2 separate regions of the Homo sapiens genome follow, and region 2 is linked to region 1. A link is an interaction called in ENCODE POLR2A ChIA-PET data of the cell type or tissue named here. Cell type or tissue: GM12878. All regions are shown on one strand. Links, peaks and the distances in the headings refer to the core of each region. The heading gives the core; the rest is flanking DNA.

What was found. ChIA-PET counts read pairs that join two places held together with the same protein. Peaks named below come from ENCODE experiments on the same cell type or tissue, not always from the same donor. Only the 100,000 strongest peaks of a DNase experiment are listed, where the experiment ranks them.
Region 2: POLR2A ChIA-PET joins it to region 1 with 6 read pairs; 1 of 35 experiments calls an interaction of 5 or more read pairs at or near these places.

Annotation. Positions count from the first base shown.
Region 1 is chr7:126,653,576-126,661,578 of GRCh38, forward strand. All of the region lies in intron 7 of GRM8 (glutamate metabotropic receptor 8), which reads right to left. LOC107986843 (a long non-coding RNA gene) reads right to left here and starts at 851. Exons shown (of 3, transcript XR_001745350.1): 1 at 344-851. RefSeq lists enhancers at 4,027-4,096, 4,407-4,456, 4,637-4,686. In GM12878, for the core only: no CTCF peak of the experiment used is centred there; DNase peaks (open chromatin) are centred at 4,266 and 5,766; H3K4me3 peaks cover 777 bases; H3K27ac peaks cover 3,057 bases.
Region 2 is chr7:126,446,553-126,454,555 of GRCh38, forward strand. All of the region lies in intron 9 of GRM8 (glutamate metabotropic receptor 8), which reads right to left. Among named protein-coding and RNA genes, the nearest start is that of MIR592, 610 kb to the right of the region's middle. In GM12878, for the core only: no CTCF peak of the experiment used is centred there; a DNase peak (open chromatin) is centred at 3,939; H3K4me3 peaks cover 973 bases; H3K27ac peaks cover 1,779 bases.

The sequences.
Region 1 (8,003 bases), core at 1,395-6,394:
AAATACGCTTACTTTATCAAAGTGGTTCAGTTTTCAGCTGCTTCTATGGCTTACAACAAAAAAGGGATTCTGTTACATATGGAAACTTCAAAAATCACAAAGCTCAAATAAAAATAATAGTCCAGGGCAATTAATCTGGAACAAGAATACCCATGAATACTCTGGGTATTTGTTTTAATGCACTTCAGTTCAATAGTGTTGTTTTCTTTCTCATCAAAGAGCAAACTATATTTCTATTTATCATCTTCAGAAGTAGTAACAGAGCCTATCCTGGTAATATGCATTGTGGGGAAGAAGAGGATACAATTGAACACAAGGCTATTTCAAATAATAGAAAAGATACCTTTAATAATTGGCAGGAGATCTTATAACACAAACTATAAACAACTGCTGGATTTGAAAGTCACAAAAGCATAGTCCTAGAGTCCATATCGTGGGATCATAAGACAGTTACAGCTTTCCCTAGAGTCAAGAGGAAATGTCATCCATTAGAATTCAAGTGAACTCTCTATATACCCATTTATAGAAATAACTAGACCCCTAAGCAGATTCAGGTACATTCTTCTTATTCTTCTACATCTGGCCCTGAATTAGGTGAGGTGACAAGTGTGATTTTTCAGACCAACTCATGGTCTTTCTGGCTTATGGTTATACTGATCGCCCCTGGTGACTTGTGTGTGAACAAACCTCAGAGCATTCAAATCCCTGGGTTCTGCTCTGGCTCTGCTAGTATCCTGCTCTGCAAACTTAACCTCTCTGGGCTTTCATTTCTTTATCTTCAAATTGAAGAAAAATGTGATACTTTATCCTTAAGGTCAACCTCTAGTTCCAAATTCTTAATCAGAAAAATTATGGCAGGCTTATGGTCTACAGAATTAAAATCAAAGAGCCTTGCTGAGGTAAGCGACAACATTTGCAAAGGACAATGTAAGGTTCATTTTCTTCTAGCCCGAATGAATTGTACCCAGTATTTATGTGGACTTGAAAACTATAAGTGTTTTTAATAAATTAAATCTAAAATGAAGGCATTTAAAATTATTAGCGGCTTATCAGCATGAAACACAAAGAACACTGAAGTGGGAGATTTTTCCAGTGAAACTCATCATTAAACTTTCAATAACAATGTCATCATTTCTTTTCCCTTCTGTGATCACACCATCTCCCAGGCACAATTTTAGGTTTAACAGTCTTAAAACCAGGTAAGACTAGGGAAGCTGAGCAGGCAAATCAAATGATTAAGTTTTAAAAAGTTTTATAGGTATTTAAGCCTTGGGAAAGCTTAATTAATGAAGAATTTAAAACAGGAGTGAAAATTAAAGCAGTAGGAAATATTCAAGAAAAAAATTACTATGCCATTGAAAAAATTCAGGAAGAGCCACAGGGAACTAATGCAAATAATCATTGACTGGAGGAAATGTCTCTGGCAAATGCAAGAAGTGACCCAAAGAAACAGAACTGAGAAAATTTGGCCAGAAAAGTAAAAAAAGAACATACATAAAATGGATGGTACAACATTGCTTTTATTTTTCAGGAAGAAAATGTGATTGATTCTGCGTAAAGGTGCTTTTCATAACTTTTATATTGTCATAAAGACAATAATAATATCCTTAGCTCTTCATATTCCTTTGCCAGTCTATCATTCACTCATGTTTTCAATGTAATATTCAGAACCCACTGTATCAGATCATCTGGTTGAGTTCCATACCACCATCTTCTCTATCCACTTATCCTATGAGATCCCAGTTGCATCCCATAATCTTTTTAAATATAATGGAAAATTTAAAACATTTCATCTGATATAGTTTGACTCTGTATCCCCACCTAAATCTCATCTCGAATTATCATCCCCATGTGTTGAGGGAGAGATCTGATGGGAGGTGATTGCATTATGGTCTTTCTCTCTCTCTCTCTCTCTCTGTTGCTGTCTCTCTCTCTCAGTCTCAGTATCTTTATAGCAGTGTTAAAACGGACTAATAAATCATCCTTCTTGGTCTCAACTACTGGTCATTCATCTTAAACCATGCTTATCTCTGATGGATACTATCTAGAAATAAACACATGAGATGACATTTTCTTGGATATCTCATTACAAACATATTAGGCATCTGAATCAGTATTATTGTTTTAATTTATCAAATAATGTCCAAAATTATGATGGAAACAAAATAGCTGGTCCAAATCTAAAGAAGATATTTTACTTGCTTAATCACAAGGATTATTTAAAACATCCACATGTGGTTTAACTGACTCCCAAGGTAGATACATTTCCAAAGCATGACACAAGGGAAAGATATAGCATTAAAATCACATTCCAGGGTACCTATATTTATAGAAACACACAGAAAATGGGCTAATCTTTGCACTTTCTCCTATTGAGAGAAATAGATATTCTACTCAACCCTTTCTTCATAGCTGGTAATGTAACATAAATAATAAAATTTATCTTAAATTGCCTACCAATCATCAAATTCAGGGAACTGTCCACTGAACTTTTAGTATTGGCTTTCCATTTGTTGGGGAGGGGAAGAGTGGGGTTACAAATTATAGACTAGAAATAATAACAATAAAATAATTCCAAGGGGCATTAAATGCCAGAGTTCTGGGGATTTGGAGATTGGGGTAAGATAACTAGAGTAACTTGCTGACTGTGCCCCACACATCCTTTCCTTCTGGTAGTCAAAACAGTGAGAAATGTGAAGGAGGGGCTTAGGCAAAAGCCAGCCTTGACGGCCTGGGGCATCTTATTGGCATTTGAATTGGTGAGAGAGCTAACAGTTTCCACTCCTCCTCATGTTATTTTGGAAGCAAGACCTACCAAACAGGCCAGGCACAGTGGCTCACTCCTGTAAACCTAGCACTTTGGGAGGCCAAGGCGGGCGGATCGCAAGGTCAGGAGATCGAGACCAACCTGACCAACATGGTTTCTACTAAAAATACAAAAATTAGCCAGGTTTGGTGGCACGTGCCTGTAATCCCAAGCTGCTCAGGAGGCTGAGGCAGGAGAATCGCTTGAACCTGGGAGGCGGAAGCTGCAGTGAGCCGAGATTGTGCCACTGCACTCTAGCCTAGATGACAAAGCAAGACTCTGTCTCAAAAATAAAAAAATAAAAAAACAAAAGACCTACCAAACAGAACCACAGCCACTAAAAGAAGATCAGAGTTAACAGTTGGACAGAGAGGGGTTATTTCTGCATGTTGGAGATGCTTGTGTTCACAGAGTAGCTGTGTTTATCATTAATAATAATAATAATAAAAAGTTATGCCTCTCATCAGTAAGCATAGCCTTTAAAAGCTAGGCATATTCAGGGAAACAAATTCATCCACTTCTGACATCGGTTGCAGGGTCTTACCTCTGGCAACAGATTAATGCATTAGCAAGGAACCCAAATGAAAAGTGCTTATGTAGACAGCACAATGGCTGTGATTTAGTAATGTTCGTACAGCAATTTATATTTACTGAGTGCTACAATGGTTTCTATTATTTATTCTTCAAGAGAAATCCATGAGGTACTGTCTTCATTTTTTTAGGTGAGGAAAATAAGGCATAGGGAAATTAATATGGAATCACAGAGATCAAGTCAGGTTGTGCCTGTACACACAAAAATAACCTTTTAGAAAGGAAAAATGAGCTTAAGTTACGAGATCAAGTCAGGTTGTGCCTGTACACACAAAAATAACCTTTTAGAAAGGAAAAATGAGCTTAAGTTACTTGCTTGACATTAAATATTACATTGGTGCAAAAGTAATTGTGGTTTTTAATTGTGGTGAAAACCGCAAATACTCTTGTACCAACCTAATAGAGCAGTGGACACTGACATATTTTCTTAGCAGTAAAAACAACCCCCCCCCAAAAAAGTCACATACAATTCCAATTTACAAACAAGATAACAATTACACAGCATTAGTAAACCAAATATAAATTTCTAACGTTTACTAATTATTAGGGCAATCAATGCTTTAGGAACATAAACTTTGAAATCAGAGGGCATGTATAATAGTTCCAAGCTTCTATCACTCTCAGCTTCTGTGAATTTCAGAACTTCTGAACTCCAGAGTCTGCAGGCTTTAGGAAGAAAGTGTTTGCCTAAACATAACAGGTCAAAAGTATAAATTCAGTAAAACTACTTTGTTTGCATAAACCTAATGACATAGTGTGTATGCTGGGAATGTACTTGAACCTTTGAATTCAGTTGTTTAATTAGTGAGCTATTGTGGTGGGGGTGGAGTGAGTGGGGAAACCCACAGAGGAGGAGCCTCCGCTGAGTGATTTAAAGCGTGCAGGAAAGAAGGCCTGTGGCCTGTGTATGCATAGGGGGAGCTCCTCCCTAATCCTCATTATAGATTTGTGTTCTCTAAAGCCGGAAACGACAAACTAAAATTAAGTAAAGAGATGCTAACGGTTATATTAATTTTTAAAGAAGAAACAACAGCCTGCAGCTGATGATGTGTTGGCTGGAATGGCCTGAGCCGCTGGGAAAGAATTTAATGGAACTAGAGCTTTTAAAAGTCATATGAGTTCAAAAGGGGAAACAGGAAAAATAAATAAAGAGAAGTAGGCAGAAAGAACAGGTGAGATTCAGCTGAGTGAAGTTGATGGCATAACATATGCTGAGGCCACACATTTCCAACAACAGTCCATCAGCCATGAGCTGAGTTATGGCTCCCAGAGTCATGGAAAGCAGTTCTGAACAGAAGCTAAATGTTGGTGAACTCAAATTCCAAAAAGAATAAAGTCATGCTTCTCCAGAGACCAAAGAGAAGATAAAGAAAATGGCCTGGCCTTATACTTGAGGGAGAAAGCAAAATGATTTACAAAGAACAGAACTAGTGATTGGAACCAATGAGTAGGACTGGATGAGCAGAGAATAGGATCTAAAACTGGCAGTCTTGGAAGGAGCCTAAGAGAGCATCGAATCCAAGAAGTTTGGGGATGATAAATGTGAGGCACATGTATCACCTGTTATCTATGTCCACAGTCCACTCAATACTGCAACCTGGTCCAAGATGAATCCTGTGGCATTGGGTTTATCTGTTAACAGTTTATAAGAAGACCACATTCTAGATCAACTGGAGCAAAATACTTCAACTTTTTACACCAGGGAACCAGGGATGATGTATGTGCTCTAAGGAACTGGAATGGAGGAATATACTTTATGTAAAGAAGGAAGACCAGAAATCCCAATATTAGATTGGAAAAAAAATCCTCTTCGTCTTCTGCCGGGCCCGCCCAGCAGACCCTGGCCAAATGACAGATGAAAAAACGTACACAGACACAGGTGTTTTGCCTGGCCGCGCGGCTAGGGGACCGAGCCACTCACAGACATCAAGGAGGATGCCGTAAAGAGTCACAGAGGCCGCAGCCTTGACAAGCGGCCGCTACAGTCATTTATTCAGTACAGATATAAAGACAAAGGCCTTGAGGCAACACACTTGTAGGTAATTAATATGGTTGCGCCCCGCCCCCCGCCCCGCCCCCAGGTTCAGAGGCCTAAGTAAACTAACTTACCTTGATCAATTCTCTTACACTTCCTTGTTATCTACTCTTAGAGAATTCAGCTGCCTTCAGCCCAATCCTTTCCCAAAGCTTCTGCAAAACCTCCCAGCCTTCCAGGAATGTTTCCATCTTTCTATAATTTTTCCCACCACCCTGACCGATCTCCTACAATCTCCAAAATTGTGAAATAGAAAATCAAGCTATTACAAGTGGCAGGGGGAACCTACCTGTGGTGGCATTTCTGTTAAATAATAATGTGTACGTGATTGAGCTTTGTAAACTAAAAATAACTAGAAAAGGGAAGTGATGCTCTGGAGTGGCTTTAGATTTGAGTGTTTACTTCACTATACATACATATTTTTTTCCTAAATACAAATATGATACGTCCATTTAGAATATTTGGAAAACAGAAGTGAAAGATTTTTTAAAGAGAGAGAGAAATATTCAACCATAATAAGCCTTCCACTTAGAACTGATCACTGTTAACAATTTGGTGCACTACATACTAGTATTTAATTCATATGCAGATCTGTGCCTTGTTTATAAATAAAAGTGAGACCCTTTTCCTTTCTTTTTACTTGGCAATACATTGTGTGCTTTGCCATTTCATTTTATTCTTAAAACATTAAAGACTGCATTAAATTCTACTGCTTTTCATCAATTCTCTAAAGTTAAAAACTTAGGTCTTTGTATTTCCACTATTTCAAATAAAAGTGTGGATTGATATCCTTGATTTTGTTTGCATTTATTTGTGTGCTAGTAAGACTAATCATTTTTCATGTTTTGGGCCATTTACACTTCTTTTGTATATTGGTTTCATGTTACTGTCCATTTTTTTCCTAGAGTATTAAGCTTTTTAAAAGACCTCTTTACATTAAATATATTAATCCATCCTCTGTCATATACATTTAAAATATCATTGATTTGTCTTATTTCATTTAAGGTATTTTCTTCAAGAGGGGAGGCCTTTAGTTTTTATGTAGCTAAATTTTTTCCTTCATGGCTTTTGTTTTTGGTGACAAGTTTTGAAAGATCTCTGTGCTGCAACTACATATACATATTCAGCAGTAGTTCCATTTAGTTCTTTTAACGAGCATTGTTTAAAAGCGTGGGGACTGGAAGCCATTCCTAACACTGACCTTAATCTTATGATCTATTCTGCCTCCACTGATCTATGATTAATCTGATCTGTGCTTTAATTTCTTTATCATAAAACTAATAAGTAGTACTAGTATTTGCCTCACAGAGCAGTTAAAAGTAGTAAACTGGATAATCTATATAAAGTGCAAGGCATAATATCTGGCACATAATAAATAATAAATGCTAGGGATTATTTAACTCCCTAATATCTACGAACATTATTTTAGAGACTATGATACAAATAAATCTAAGTTTAATTTTCTCCAAATTTGTGCCAACACTATATTTTGAATAAAACATATTGTGTCTCACTAATTTTATATGCCACTTCTATTATATACTAAATGATTACAGGTGTTTGGATACATGTCTACACTTTTTATTGAAGTCTACTGATTTCCCTGGCTAGTAATATAAGTCTACTACAATATTAAAATCAGTATGGCTGAATAATATTTTAATTACTTTTAGTGCAATTATCCGTCCTTAATTATTCTTTTCTCAGAAAATACCCCTGACTAATCAGGCTGCCAAAACTTCTGGTTAAAGTTCCAAGAGGGAATTAACAAAAGTATATGAAACTGTCATTCTTATAACGAGCACTACCTTTAAATATTTTTTGGGAAAGTCCAAGGTGAACTTTTCTGCCCAAATTATATTTCACACCAATCACTTCCTAGTTTCTGTCCAGTAAAGTATAAATGTATAAGGGTCAGTATCAACTGTCAAAACAAATCAGGTTTTTCGACTGAACTCATTGAGATAGAGAATAGAAGGTTACCAGAGACTGGGAAGGGTAGTAAGAGAGATGGCATGGAGAGGAGGTGGGGATGGTTAATGGGTTAAAAAAATAGTTAGAAAGAATGAATAAGACATAGTATTTGATAGCACAACAGGGTGACTATAGTCAACAATGACTTAATTTACATTTTACTAACATTTTACTAAAAGAGTGTAATCGGATTGTTTGTAACACAAAGTGTAAACATAAACACTTGAACGGATGGATACATCATTTCCCATGATGTGATTATTATGCACTGCATGCCTGTATCAAAACATCTCATGTACCCCATAAGTATATATACCTACAATATACCTACACAAATTAAAACTTAAAAAAATCTCTTTATTTTCTTGTAAATGATCTTTATTGAATTTGAATTTTTATATCTTCTAATATAAAACATATGTTTTAAAAAACTCAGGTTTCTAAGTGTACCCTTGTAAAACATTTAAAGGCCAAAAGGAGAATACATTGTACCTTCTAAATCACTTTCTAAACCCAGCCCTGGGACCCTCAGGACTCCACTCATTACAGGATGGGGGTCAGCCAGCATGAATAGCCCCGGCTTCATTGGTGATCATG
Region 2 (8,003 bases), core at 1,197-6,196, 210 kb before region 1:
TGAGTAAGGTTATTTTTTTATTGAACCCAATTTATTAAAATAAAAATACAAACAACCAAGCTGGTGGAGTTTATTTTCCTTTTTAGATTATAAATAAACATACATAAGGAAGGGGACCAAACCAGTCTGGCAAAACACTAACACTTAATGCCACACAGAACTTCTTTAGAAGGTACTAGTGGGCCAAGTGTTATTGTAGCAATAAGTTTAACCCAGAAGGTAAGTATACATAGTGAAAATAGAGTGGGAGTGCAACATTCCAGAACATCACTATTACACACCTGTGCTTGAATAATGCTAGTGGTTGCATCTTCACATCATTACATAATTCCAACTACCAAAAATCACAAGCATGTCATAAGGGCTTGATTTTTTTTAACAGTCCCTCTAAAGAACACTTCCAGAAGGTTCTCAGTGATAGCATCATATCGAAATAAGTCAGGTGCTTTTATAAAATATGTAAGATCTCCTCCCTCCAAGATATATGCACTGGGATATGGTCCCGGTCACTGCATTCTGAAATTCTCCCCCTGTGCTCATTGCTTGCCCTTATCCCACTGAAATCGACTGCTCTGATACTTACAGAGAGAGCTCTTTCTGGAAGGTTTTTCTTTCTACAAGCTAGAGGTTAAGAATCTGAAAAAAAAACCAAAGCTAAAATCACTGCTTTGGCTTTTTCTTTTTTGGTTATGGTATAGAAACAGAAACAGCAGTATTTCATTCTTTAAAAACAGAAACAAAAACCTTTGATCTGGTTCCACTTTTCATGTCCTGAGCTCAAAATAGAATTTTCCCCAAATAACTTGGGATACTGAGGCCACGGAGAAACCACATCTTAAGACTGTAAAGAGATTCTCCCTTTGTCATATCTACGACCCTCATTAATAGATCTGTTCACTCTATTTACATCTCTGAATATGATCCTGATTAGTTGGATTTTTTAAATATGTTTTAATCTGTTAGTCTTGCTAACATCTATCATACTAGTTAGATCTCATCTGGCAATCCTCAAGACCAAACTAATTGTGTCCTTTTAAATAAAGAATCAAAAACAAAACAAAACAAAACAAAACAAAAAAAACCATTCGCCCTCAAGGGTAAATAACTGAATCAGCATTAGTGTTGCCTTTTCCTAGAGGAGAAGGTTTCTCTTAACAGATGGCAAAACCTTGCGGTAAAGAACTGTCCAAACCATGAGCAGGATGTGAGGCACAAGTTAAGAAACTGTCTTTGGATATAAAATCATACCATGCACACTGCTGAATTTACTGCCCAGTTCATCTGCCACTAAGGCTGTCCTTGCATCCTTGCATAAGAGCTCATTGTTTAAGTGTGGAAAATGCTTTAACGAGATTTACTACAAAGTTTACAAGATTTACTACAATTAAGACCATCCCAATGAAATAGGGATGTGTACGTTTACGGCTTATAAATCTCCTAAGTTTTGCCATCTACTTTTAAGCAACCTATTATTTTAAACATTCCTAAGCTTCCTAAGTATTGGTTAATCTTTTTTGAATTCCTGCTTATTTTCAAGCTAGCATTGCTGCAAAAACCTACATAGAAAATTGACTGCAGAGAGAGGACATAAAGGTAAGAAAAGAATGTGGCAAAGTACAAACCACACCCATACATGTTCCAATGCCAGTCAAATAGAAAACCACCAGTCAGACTCTTTCAAGTCAATTTAGCCTAAAAACAAACAAACAAATCCAACGACGAAACAGCCATAAAATGATGGGAACATCTATACTGATTAGTTGGATTTTTTAAATGTGCCTTAATCTGTTAGTCTTGCTAACATGTATAGTACTAGTCCAAATAGTATAAAAATATTTTTGTAATAAACATCCTATACATTTTCTCTGTTACCAAAAATATAAATAATAGTCTTCTCTTATTTGGAATAATTTCTGCGATATATAGTAAATTTAATCCTGCCAAATATTAGACATGAAGAGGACTTTGGAATGCTAGCTTCCTCGTTAAATAAATTACCGCAGTCTATCCTTTTGGCAAGCCAACTCAATGAAAGATGTAATAAACACAGATATTAGAATTAAATAGTACCATGGTTAGTGTAGCAAGCTCTTCATTGGACGCTATACTTTCAAATTATACCAAAATGCTGATCTTAATTATGTACTTTCTTAAGACAGCTTCTGAAAAATTTTAATGTGAGTTTAATACAGGAAAGGCATCTAACAAAATCCTTAGCAAACTAACAGAAGAATAGAAAACCAAATACTGCTTGTTCTCACTTATAAGTGGGAGCTAAATGATAAGAACACATGGAGACATAGAGGGGAACAACACACACTGGGGCCTTTTGGAGGGTGGAGGGTGGGAGGAAGGAGAGGATCAGGAAAAATAATAACAGGTACTAGGCTTAATACATGGGTGATAAAAATAATCTGTACAACAAACCCCCATGGCACAAGTTTACCTATATAACAAACCTGCACTTGTATCCCTGAACTTAAAATAAAAGTTAAAGAAATCCACAAAATCATACCCTAAGTCCACAACCTTACAGTGGCCTAGCATTTGTTACAGGGCCATGGAAGGAATATGTTCCAGTAGACCTGGGTATGAATTCTGAACCACCACTTAAATACATTTTTTTAAAAGATAAAGTTTACAGAGAAACTCTAGAGTTATTTTCTGGGTGATTAAAGTCCCCAAACCAACCTCCCAGGCTACAATCTAAACCAATCAATCTTCCCTGGTTATTGGACAAATATGGTATCTTATTTTCTTCTCTGAACAGTAAGTTCTTATCTATGTCACAGGGTGGGGTTGGGGGTAATACTTTTCTCATAGAGGAGTTACAGGGTAGCATGATATATTTATAAAATCTCTTACAGATACAAGATAGCTCAAGAAACATTCTTTACCCTACAACTTTGCATCTAAAAATATGCTAACAAAGTATCCTCCCAGGAGTATAGGACAAAAGAAGGACCTATTACACACTTATTCAAACCAGTTTTGTTTAGAGAAGAGCTGATAGCCAGGCTCTGACTATACGATGTTGAGGAAAAGGCCTTTGTAATCTCACTTCAATGTAGACAGAATAAAATTTTGTCCAAATGTGAACTCAAGACCATATTTACTGCCTGGGCCACATGCTTAGAATAATATAACAGCTCTTTATCTCAAAGTTACAGCTCATCAGAATGCAGGAGGGGACTGTATTAACTCCCACTAACCCACAAAAATTCAAGAGATGCTAGCAATGATATTGGATATGTCAATAATAATCTTCTCTTTCCCAGCCTTCTCTTACGTGCTCCCTCCTGGCCCTGTCACTCCAAAATACTAACACCCAGAGGATGGGGACTATCTTTTCTATCACACGCACTGATGGCTTGTTACTTACTCTGCCTCCATGCCCCATGGACATTTTGAACCTGAAGCAGTCAGATGCCCTGAAGCAGATTTAAGCAATCTCTAGATAAGCCAGGGGTGAGCTGTGACAATGGAGCATACTAATATGAAATCTTTTCTGGGACCTATTACAGTTCCCTCTTCAAACTCTGGATAGGTCATTTGTACATATCAAGGTCTACTCAACGTAGGCCATGATGTGGTATCATTAAAGACTCCAGGAAGAGTGAGGAGGGAGGAGATTTTATTTTTCCAGGATAAAGGTCAGTCTTTTGCTTTCAACCAGCTGCCAGTGCACAGACCACCACAGACTCTGACATCCAACCTGGTATTTTTGCAACCCCTTAGTAACTAAGGTAAACTATTATGAAACCTAACACTCAAAGCAACTTTATGCCACGTGATAAGAAACAGACTCAGTATTTATTCCTGACTATTTCTGTTTTGCCCTCGATGGTTTAATCTTACCACTTTGTTTTAGTCACCAGGTTCTGTTTGGCTGCTTTGCATACCGTTTGACCAGCTAGAAAGCTACACTAACACTGACAGCCTGTATTTCTCTGCTTCTGTTTCTACTTCCTCATCTGCGTGTCTGCCAAAGTGAAACTTGCATCAAAAAATGGGTTTTCTTTTGCTTTTTAGCAGCCAATGGACTTCAAAATACCATTTACTACTAGAAGTGATTTTTTTTTTTTAAAGATGAAGAAGTTTATAGAGAAACTGGAGTTGTCCTGTGGGTGGTAACACCCCAAATCAATCTATCATGCAAAAGTCCAAACTCATAAAATTCCCCTAGCAATTGAAAATTGCAAAAACCAGAGGCAACCATTCAGCTTTGCTGGCTGAGCCTGAAACCACTACCAAGCTCATATCAAACGTTTTTATTTTGTTCCTGTCTTGTTTACATTAAATATCTTCCTAGTTTCATTGCTTAGTCTTTTTCTCTCTGTCTCTTACTCGCTTGCTGATCATATTAGAATTACACCCTTAAACCAAGACAAGCTTCATGGGTGTGCACTTGTACACAAGACCCTGTAATAGAAGGGCCCCATGCTTGGTTTAATGCTCTGCCACGAATGTTTTGAAGTCTGTAATAATTGTTAAAGAAAGACTCCTGCATTTTCATTTCTTACTGGGTTCCACAAATTATATAGCTAGTCCTCTTTTAAAAATCACTTATATACTGACAAATTCCGGGCTTTTCTTAGGAAAGGCATTTGTCTTTTGGGTCACTCCCTTCGGTGCCTGACAGCATCTGAAACTTAACAAGCCTCTGATTCCCAATCTTCATCCCTAAACTTGATCTCCCAGTGGTCTACCCTATCTCATTAATACCGTGCTTCTAGTTCTTGGGAGAGCAGGTGGACAGGGAACTTGAAATTGTCTTTTACTCCTTTTTTATACTCCCACCCTATCTATGACCATATCCTATTGATTCTACCTTCAAAATTTGCTCAGAACTTTCAGAATGTCTCCACTGGTGTTACATTGCTCAGAGCCATCATCATCTCTCATTTGGATCAGTACTGTAACTGTCCTAGTGTTCTCTTTCCTGCTGCCCTTGCTCTCTTCTGTTTGAGCATTTGATTGATCCTAACACAGAAGCTAGAATAATCCCATTATTCATAAACTGAATTAGGTCACTCCTACTCTCCAAAGCCTACTCTCCAATGACTTCCCATTGATTGTATCTTGACAATGGTCCACAAGATCCTCTGAGAACTCCTCTGGTTTACTCTTTTTTTACTCATTCCCTTCCACCCATACTGGCTCCCTGGCTGATCTTGGAACATACCAGGCATGCTTCTACTTCCAGACTTTTATATCTGGTGGCTTGCCTCTTCACTGCCTTCAAGTCTTTACTGAAATGCCCCAGCTCAGTGAGACCTTTCCTGAACACACCATTGAAAATTGTAACCCCCAACCTTCTACCAGTATTCCTAGCTTTATCACACTCCTTAGTATCTAACACATTATATCCTAAAAGTCTATATATTTTACTCATTTAATGTATGTGGTACCTATTTCCCCTAGCTAGAATAAAAATTCCATGAATATTGGGAATTTTACCTGTGTTGTTCACGGCTGTAAACTCAGCACTTAGAAAACTGTCTGGATTAAGAAAATGTGGCACATATACACTATGGAATACTATGCAGCCATAAAAAATGATGAGTTCATGTCCTTTGTAGGGACATGGATGAAGCTGGAAACCATCATTCTCAGCAAACTATCACAAGGACAAAAAACCAAACATGGTATGTTCTCACTCATAGGTGGGAATTGAACAATGAGAACACTTGGACCCAGGAAGGGGAACATCACACCCCAGGGCCTGTTGTGGGGTGGGGGGAGGGGGGAGGGATAGCATTAGGAGATATACCTAATGTAAATGATGAGTTAATGGGTGCAGCACACCAATATGGCACATGTATACATATGTAACTAACCTGCATGTTGTGCACACGTACCGTAAAACTTAAAGTATAATAAAAAAAAAAAAGGAAAGAAAACTGTTTGGATAACAGACATTCTCTATAATCTTTTGAGTTGGTGTGAGTTCATACTCCCAAATTTGGGTTTTAAGGAATATAACTCATGTATTTCCAAGAAGGAAAAAAAAAAACAGATACTGAAACTACAAAATATCAGAAAACTGGAGGACTGGAGGACTCCATTCTTTTTCATAGCAATCTCTAGGCTGGGAGAGAAATGTAATCTTGGGCAGATAAACATAATGCCCTTTTAAACAGTAAACTTGGTAATAATGGGCCATTTTGCTCTCCATCAGCAATGAACAGTATAATTCAAAGTCAGTCGTTTTCACTTTGGGAATAGGAGAGCTCTGGGATCTGCCCTCAAAACAAGTTAACTGTATAACTGAGGGTCAGGCACTCACATTACTTCTAAGTTTTCATAGACTTAAATCAAAGGATTTAGTGAGACAACATATATACACAGTGGCACAGAGCCTGGGATATATTAATTAATAAGGGATAGCTTTATTGTCATTATTTAACCTTGACAACCTGTTCTCTATTCATCTTCCTTCATTCTCCACGTCAGAAACGCTTAACACTACTTCTCTCTCAAAATCAGCTTCAAGACTTTTAGCCTTTATAGCAGAAACACACACACACACACACACACACACACACACACACACACACATACAAGCAAAATGGTTTATTCATAAGGAAATATACTTTATGTTTGTGGGAAACTTTAGAGTCACCACAGCAAAGAATTATAGTCCAATTTAACTCTGGGAAAAATCACCGTCCTGAGTGTTGTGTTTCTCCTGTCAGGTAGAAATCACAGTGCTGCTGACCCAGCAGCAGGTCAGATACATTGCACTGTGTTTTCATTAGTGGAGGTGGAGACCAGTTGTCTGTAATCCATTTGCAGTCACTTATCACATCCCCTTTCGGCTCAGGACACATATTTGCAACATGAAGAGTCAAATCAAAAGCTACGAATAAAGAATTGTGAAGGAAGACTACAGATGCAGAGCAGGGCTTGTTCTCCCTCCTGTGAGGTCTTTCTGAACCCTTAACCTTGGAATGATTGGGAGAGGTGGAAACTAGCTAAAGAGAATGATACAGCATCAACCAACAAGCAGAATATCAGCTTCTCTAATGATAGGAAAGAACCACGTAAGGAAGCTCAAGATCTGTTAAAGAAGGAGAAAATCTATCTGATTTACAATGACTATAATTAAACATAAGTGATCTTTAATATTTGGATTAGTAAATAATTTGTTTTTATTAAAGCCTGATGGAAAATTTAAAAACAGAGTAAATTTTTAAAACTATGGCATTATTAAATAAAATGTGGTCTTTAATTTTCAATTATTATATATGAGAATTATTTACAGAAATATAGTAAATAAGTAAACTGATGTTGCATTTTCTACTGGGATATGTATATGAAAATTAATACAAGGTGTCTACTCTCTCAGTGCTTATTAATTCCTCCTTTACAGGTATTTTTGCTCATGTTTTCCTTCGTGGATTTCTGCTTCCATGGTAACTTTTGGCCCTTTATCACTGCAGCAGCATGGACAGAACTGGGAATAACAGCAATGGGGATGTCTTTAATTATTATCATTTGAACGGATATCAAAATATAATAATATTTTCAGGTAGAGAACAAATAAATAAAAGTATAAATTAGTTTAGAAAGAAGCAAGGAAGAGGAAACAATTGTTTCAGGAACAAAATTTATCTCTGAACTATATTTTAAAGTATCTCTATCTCTATCTATCTGTCTATAGTTCTAGAAGCCAGGAAAAGAGAAAATATGTTGAATCCTATATTTATCACTGCCTAGAGACGGAAGCCTTGCTAGAATTTAAATTTTAGGCTAAATAATAAATTCAGGTTGTGTTATCTAAGGAAAGTTGGTAAAATTATGAAAATGGTTTCAACTGTAGTTTTGCGAAAGGCACTAAATCTTGGTCAGATAGATATTTTCTCTATAACCCTTTTTAAAGACAAAATAATTGATTCAGTAACTCAGTGCAGGTGCTTTTGCGGAGGCACATGATGTTTTAAAAGTGCTATTTTTTTTTTTCTGGTGATATCCCTTAATATAGTAAGAATCAAGAAAAA